2 separate regions of the Homo sapiens genome follow, and region 2 is linked to region 1. Evidence: chromatin contacts called from ENCODE Hi-C or POLR2A ChIA-PET data. All regions are on one chromosome and are shown on one strand. The core of a region is the stretch at or near the end of the contact, and the rest is flanking DNA. Distances in the headings are between cores, read along the strand shown.

The links. Hi-C counts contacts between places; a loop is a spot of excess contacts on that map. ChIA-PET counts read pairs that join two places held with the same protein, here RNA polymerase II (POLR2A). Pooled maps may share reads with other maps.
Region 2: a pooled map shows a loop between it and region 1 (3-fold over the local background). The contact joins the enhancer-like site here to the promoter of LARP1B in region 1. A Hi-C loop is called at or near these places in 2 of 50 pooled maps. POLR2A ChIA-PET finds 5 or more read pairs at or near these places in 4 of 52 experiments (OCI-LY7, WTC11, activated T-cell and 1 more).

The regions. Positions count from the first base shown.
Region 1 is chr4:128,059,782-128,062,796 of GRCh38, reverse strand. It overlaps LARP1B (La ribonucleoprotein 1B), which reads right to left and starts at 1,485. Exons shown (of 20, transcript NM_018078.4): 1 at 1,396-1,485. RefSeq lists enhancers at 403-1,261, 1,262-2,120 and a silencer at 579-2,078.
Region 2 is chr4:127,855,243-127,858,202 of GRCh38, reverse strand. No RefSeq gene overlaps it. Among named protein-coding and RNA genes, the nearest start is that of PLK4, 24 kb to the left of the region's middle. Within about 2 kb of position 1,367, at least 3 of the 41 ENCODE cell types and tissues checked have a DNase peak (open chromatin) inside an H3K27ac peak, as active enhancers do.

The DNA of each region.
Region 1 (3,015 bases), core at 236-2,735:
CTAATGCTATCCCTCCCCCCTCCCCCCATAAAGCACTTTAAAAACCACATTTAAAGTCTCATTTTTAATATGACTGCTCAGCAGTGTTTTGAAAACCTTTTTTCATCTTATTTCACAAAAGACTACAATCGCGCTTCCACTTACGAATAAATCCCCTTGCTCTGACTTGCTTCAATCCTTTTATGTAAAAAAAAAAAAAAAAAAGTCTACCAAAACTTTCCCATACGAAGCACTGCAGTATCTAAAGTTAGCTACTTTCCCAAGTCACTAACACTGGGGACAAAACACAATCGCAACCGCGCCAGCAGGGATGCGCCGCCAAGCTACCACCTCCGTGCCCCCATCAGGCAAGGAGAACCTGAGGTCCCACCTCTTCCTGCCGCTCCCTTCCCAGATGCCCATGTCTGTAAATAGGCAGAGTGAATGACACCTTGGAACAAATTACCTCCGACTGACAGGGAGGGGAGGCCTGCCGTTACCCGGGCCTGGTGCCCGCTACCGCCGCCACGCGCCGGCAAGTCCCGCAAGTCGCCCCTGCCCGCACCCTGCCAGTGCCCAACGCAGAGCAACCACAGACCTGCCTCCAGGGTTTCCAGCGGGGGCGGTGGCGGACCTGTCGTGTCTGGGGACAGGTGCTGGGGAGGCTTTTTGGTCCAGGGATTTCCCTTAGGCGGCAGCAGCGGCGGCTGCCGCTTTTCCGCAGGGCCAGCTGCCACCTCTTCCCGGGCGTCCTCGGCCGGCGGATCCCGCAGCAACGGCGGCAACGGCGACGGCGGCGGCGGTGGCGGTGGCGGCTCCCCGCCGAAAGGGCCCCCGGGCCCACGCGCCTTGTGCGCCAGGTGCAGCGCCAGGGGCCTCACGGGGACAGCCGCCTGGGGCACGCTGCGTCCCAGCACCAGCGCCGGCGACGGCTCTCCCCGCGCCCCAGCGCTAGTGGCGGCCGCGGCCCTCTCCTCCCTCGCCGCCTCTTTGCCCTCACATTCGGGCGGGGGCGGCTGCTCGGCCGGCCGGTTCGCCGCGGCCAACAGCGACTCCCTCTCAGCAGTCACCGCGGGCGGATCCTCCCGAGAATGGGCGGCGGGCATCGGGGCGCGAGTAGACATCGTCCCTCTGCCCCAGCCGCCCCAGCCGGGGTGGCCCCGAGGCCAGGGAACCCGACTGCCCGTCTCTCCGCCGGGACACCGGCCGGCTCCAACTGGGGACAGACAACCCGAGAGCCCGGCGGCCGTGGCCGCCGCTGCCGCCGCCCGCCGAGGCCGCGCAGCGCCCGGCGTGACGCCCCTCCCCGCACCGAACGGAGCGCCAACCGCCCGCCGGCCCCGTCCTCTCCGCGACGCACGCCCCGAGCCCGCCACCACGCGCCGGGAGCCGCAGCCGGGAGCCGCGAGCCCTCACCTGGCGCAGGGCAGCCGCGGAGGCGCAGCACGCCGAGGCCGAGGAGCTTTACCCGAGTTGGGGAGGCGCGAGCAGCCAAAGCTGGTAACTGCCCGCGGAGGCGTGGAGACGGCGAAGAGGGGCGGCCCGAGAGCACGGGGCGGGGCCTCCCTGAGGAGCGTGACGTGGCTACTCACCGGGTCCTTCTCTCGCCGGGCCTCCCGCGGGAGCTGACGGATTCGCCCGCCCGGGTGCCGCCCGGCCCGAGGGTCTGCCCCGCCCCAGCTGCCCTCCGAGTGCGAGGGAGGACGAAGGGGACGACTCCCGGCTCACTGGCTGAGGCCGCCCCGACTGCAGGCTCAGGGGCGGAGCGCGCACCAGGCCTCTGTGGCTCGCGGCTGGCTCGCGGCCTGCCCCCGCGGCGACGGCGGCCAAGGGCCTGGGCGGGCCGCGCACATGGCGCTGGGAGGACCGAGCGCTCGATTTGCCCTTAGGCCCTAAAGCTGGGTCGCAGCTAGGCTAAGGGAGGGGACGCGGTGTCGACCCCCGGCCTGGGGCAGCTCCCAAGTGAAGTGGGCTCCGCGGCCCGGCCGCTTGGCCCGCTGGCGCCCGGCGCCTCCCCCAGGTGAAAGTTGCCTCCTGGCGCCTCGGGGCACCGCGATCACCTGTAATCTTGAGCCACGTCCCAGATGAAGGGGGAGTTACCTCTCGGTAACTGTTTAGGAAACCTTTGCCCCAGCGTTCGGCTTAGTGCGCTTCCCCGCCCGCATTCCCACCCACCAACTAAAAGAGTTCTAAAGCGTTCCTGAGTAAATTAAATAGTATTTCGCCGGCTTTTAAAATTTTTTGTTACCTGTTTCTTTAATTTGGGTAAATAGCACTTAATTACAAATTAACCATATTCCCAATAGGTTTTTTCTTCCTGGAATGGATGTTAAAATGGTACAAAGACGTTTTGATAATAAATCGGATACGAGCTTTCTACTTGGCACTCACATTCACTTAGAGATGATACTCGTTTCATTTTTGAGTCAGTGTTTGTGTCCTGGTGCAAGGTGGCTGAGAGCAGGTTCCGCCGCTGATTTTTTTCCGAGCCCCCCACCAACCCCATAGCCTTGTTAAATAAATTATCTGTGCTCGCCTTATGTTTGGGCTTTCAACCCCCACCCCCCACCCCACGCCCAATAAGTCGCTTCAATTACATTCAACTTGACGTTAATATTTTTTGCTTACTCAAAAGCCGTATTCGGCACAAATAATTTTCCTAAGGCTAATAACCTATTCATACATAACAGCTATAAACAATAAGGGTTTTCTTGTTTTCCGTGTCAGTGATCTCCAGTTTGCCCAACCCTAAGCAACCTGGCGAACCTTGTTGCAATTAAAAGGGGATTGTACTTCCACCTATATTCCCATCCATCTTTACTAGCTCTGTTATTAGTGGCGCTTTGTATTTTTTATTGGTGGTGGTGATGGTGGTGGTGGTGGTGGTTTGAGACAGAGTCTCACTCTATTGCCCAGGCTGGAGTACAGTGGCGTGATCTCGGCTAACTGCAACCTCTGCCTCCCAGGCTCAAGAGATGCTCCTGCCTTAGCTTCCTGAGTAGCTGGGATTACAGGCGCGCCACTACCACCCGGCTA
Region 2 (2,960 bases), core at 118-2,617, 200 kb after region 1:
TTAAAGAGATTCTATTTTGGTATATTTTGGGGATTTGTGTCAAAATTTAGAGCTCTTTTTAGCAGTTCTTGTAGGGCTGGTTTGGTAGTGGCAAATTCTCTCAGCATTTATTTGTCTGGAAAATACTTTATTTTTCCTTCACTTATGAAGCCTAGTTTTGCTGGATACAAAATTATTGGCTGCTAATTGTTTTGTATAAGGAGGCTAAAAGATAGGAACCCCAGTCCCTTCTAGCTTTTGGGTTTCTGCTGATTAATCTGCTGTTAATCTGATAAGTTTTCCTTTATAAGTTACCTGATGCTATTTTCCCACGGATCTTAAGATTCTTTCCTTCATCTTGACTTTAGACAACTTGATGACTATGTGCCTAGATAATGATCTTTTTGCAATGCATTTTCTGGGTGTTCTTTGAATAGTGGTTTTCCTGTATGTCCTAATTATTGTCAGTTTGATTCCATTCCATATACATCATTCCTTCCTTTTTAACAGAATCCCAATTTTTTGAGGAAAAGTAACATACAAGGTGAGAAACTAAATTTTTGAGCTTACTTTGCAGATACAGGTAGCCTTGACACTAAGTTCTGGGCAAAGCACATGTGTCACAGTTACTGTGTGAAGGTTCTAGGAATGTTTTCTTGTTGTTGTTTGTTTGTTTTCATTTGCATGGTGAATAGGCCTCTTTTGTTCTTCCCCCTTTATGAGGATTTTTTTCCTGGAATGTGGATATTAATGCTTTATAAAAGAAATTACTTAAAATACTAGGCCAGTGAAAATTAATAAAGAGGAAGTGGAAGAATGATTATCTGTCAAGCTGTCTGATGTCAAGGTGGTTAATGAGGACAGTGATCCAAACTGAAAGTAGCCTTCAAAACTTTATTCACTTGCTACGATAGTTCAGGCAACAGACAAAGAAAAAGTGCCAGCTCCTCAGTGTTTCATTTCACTCCATGCAATGGCATTGGGTGAGGGCCAGTCCGATGACAGGCAAGGCAGGTGGGTGGGTAGAGAATGCCTCACTGCTGAAAAGCACTGAACAAAAGGCTTCTGCCATTTATGGACCTACGCTAGGTCTACAGGGAGGAAAAGGGAAGGGCTAGCAGTGGAAAAGTACTGGGTCAAAGGGGAAAAGTGTCTTAGTCAGGGGCCCCTTACAAGGACATCTCCGTGGAGGCACCCACCTTTTAAGGAGGTCTCTGAGTGGAGGCACCTGGATTAAGCCTGCTGAATGTATAAGCAATGATGGCCCTAGGCAGGGGTTGGGAGCTGAGTACTTGTCTGCAGCTGTCCAGAGACTACAGTGCATTGACTGTGCATCAAATCTGATGTGGGTAGGGCAGTTTTCCCCCATGAGGCCTCCTAAGCAAAACTTGTGGTTGGACTTGAAGTGTCACACACAGGAATTTGGCCTGGAACCAGACTCCTCATTACCAAGTAAGGAGGAATTTAAAGTTAAAAGGAATAACAAGCATAAAAAAGGATGTTACATAATGATAGAAGTCACAACTGATTAAAAAGATCTTATAAATCCCTTTGAGACAGAGCAGGGACCCCTCTTAGTGGCTTATAACTCCCCTACCTTGAAAGCATGAAAATAAAGGAAAATCTTGAGTTCCTTCAAGGGAAATTCCAGATACCTAGTGAACTCTGAGCAGTAAATGAGCAACTTCAAAAGCAAGGTTATAGTAGCTTAAAAATGATATCAAGGTAGTTAGAGTCATAAGATATTTTGTTCCATATAGAAACTAAAGATAAAATCTTAACATGTGTCCCTGAATTACTTTTCAGAAACCTGTACCCCTGCCAAATGGATGCACTGGCACATACATAGACCTCAGATAAGGGGGAAACAGAGGACTGAACTCTGACTACCCTTCCTTGTTCTAAAATTCTTCTTGAGGGGCTTGGAGGAAGTCACACCCATGAGGCAGTGCTAATTCTTTTCTGCTGACCTGAAATTTTTAAACAAAGCTTCTCTTTCTTAACCATTTACAAATCAGAAAATCTTTGAATTTACCTAAGATCTGTAAGACCCCATTTTAAGATATTCAGCCTCTTTAGGTCAAACCAATGTATAACCTCCACATATGGATTTATGACTTTGCCCATCACCTCTGTCTCTCTACCTTTAAAAACCCTTACTTGTAAGCCGTTGGGGAATTCAGGTCTTAGCATGAGCTACCTAATTCTCTTTGCTTGGTGCCCTGCAAATAAATGCCTCACTTTCTTTCTTTCTTTTTTTTTTGAGACGGAGTCTCTCTCTGTCGCCCAGGCTGGAGTGCTGTGGCGCGATCTCGGCTCAATGCAAACTTTGCCTCCAGGGTTCAAGCAATTCTTCTGCCTCAGCCTCCCAAGTAACTGGGATCATAGGTGTGCACCACCATGCCTGGCTAATTTTTGTAGTTTTAGTAGAGATGGGGTTTCGCCATGTTGGACACACTTGTCTCAAACTCGTGACTTCAGGTGATCTGCCTGCCTCAGCCTCCCAAAGTGCTGGGATTACAGGCGTGAGCTACTGTGCCTGGCCAAATGCCTCACTTTCTCTCACTGCAGCCCTGATGTCAGAGTTTGGCTTTGCAGTGCTGCATAGGCAGGCCCAGGTTTGATTCGGTAATACTTTGAACCAAAAACTATAGTGGTTAAATACACAAAAGTATTAGAAATTCAAGAACATGATTTTTTAAAAAAGCATCTATAGTGGGAGATAGCATTATAACTGTGATACATATGGAATTAAATTTTAACAGGCTTGTGTATATATACAAGTATACACACACCTGTGTGGATATATGTCTATGTGTGGATATATGTCTGTAAGTATGTAAACATATATGGCAACTGTCTCAAACTAGTTTAGTAGCATTTTATTTTTGTTGCTGCCAAGGAAGACAACCATCTGAGATAAAATGTGCTTTTCAACTCAGGATCTGGTTTTGGTAAAAGGCGAAAGATTTATGTGATCT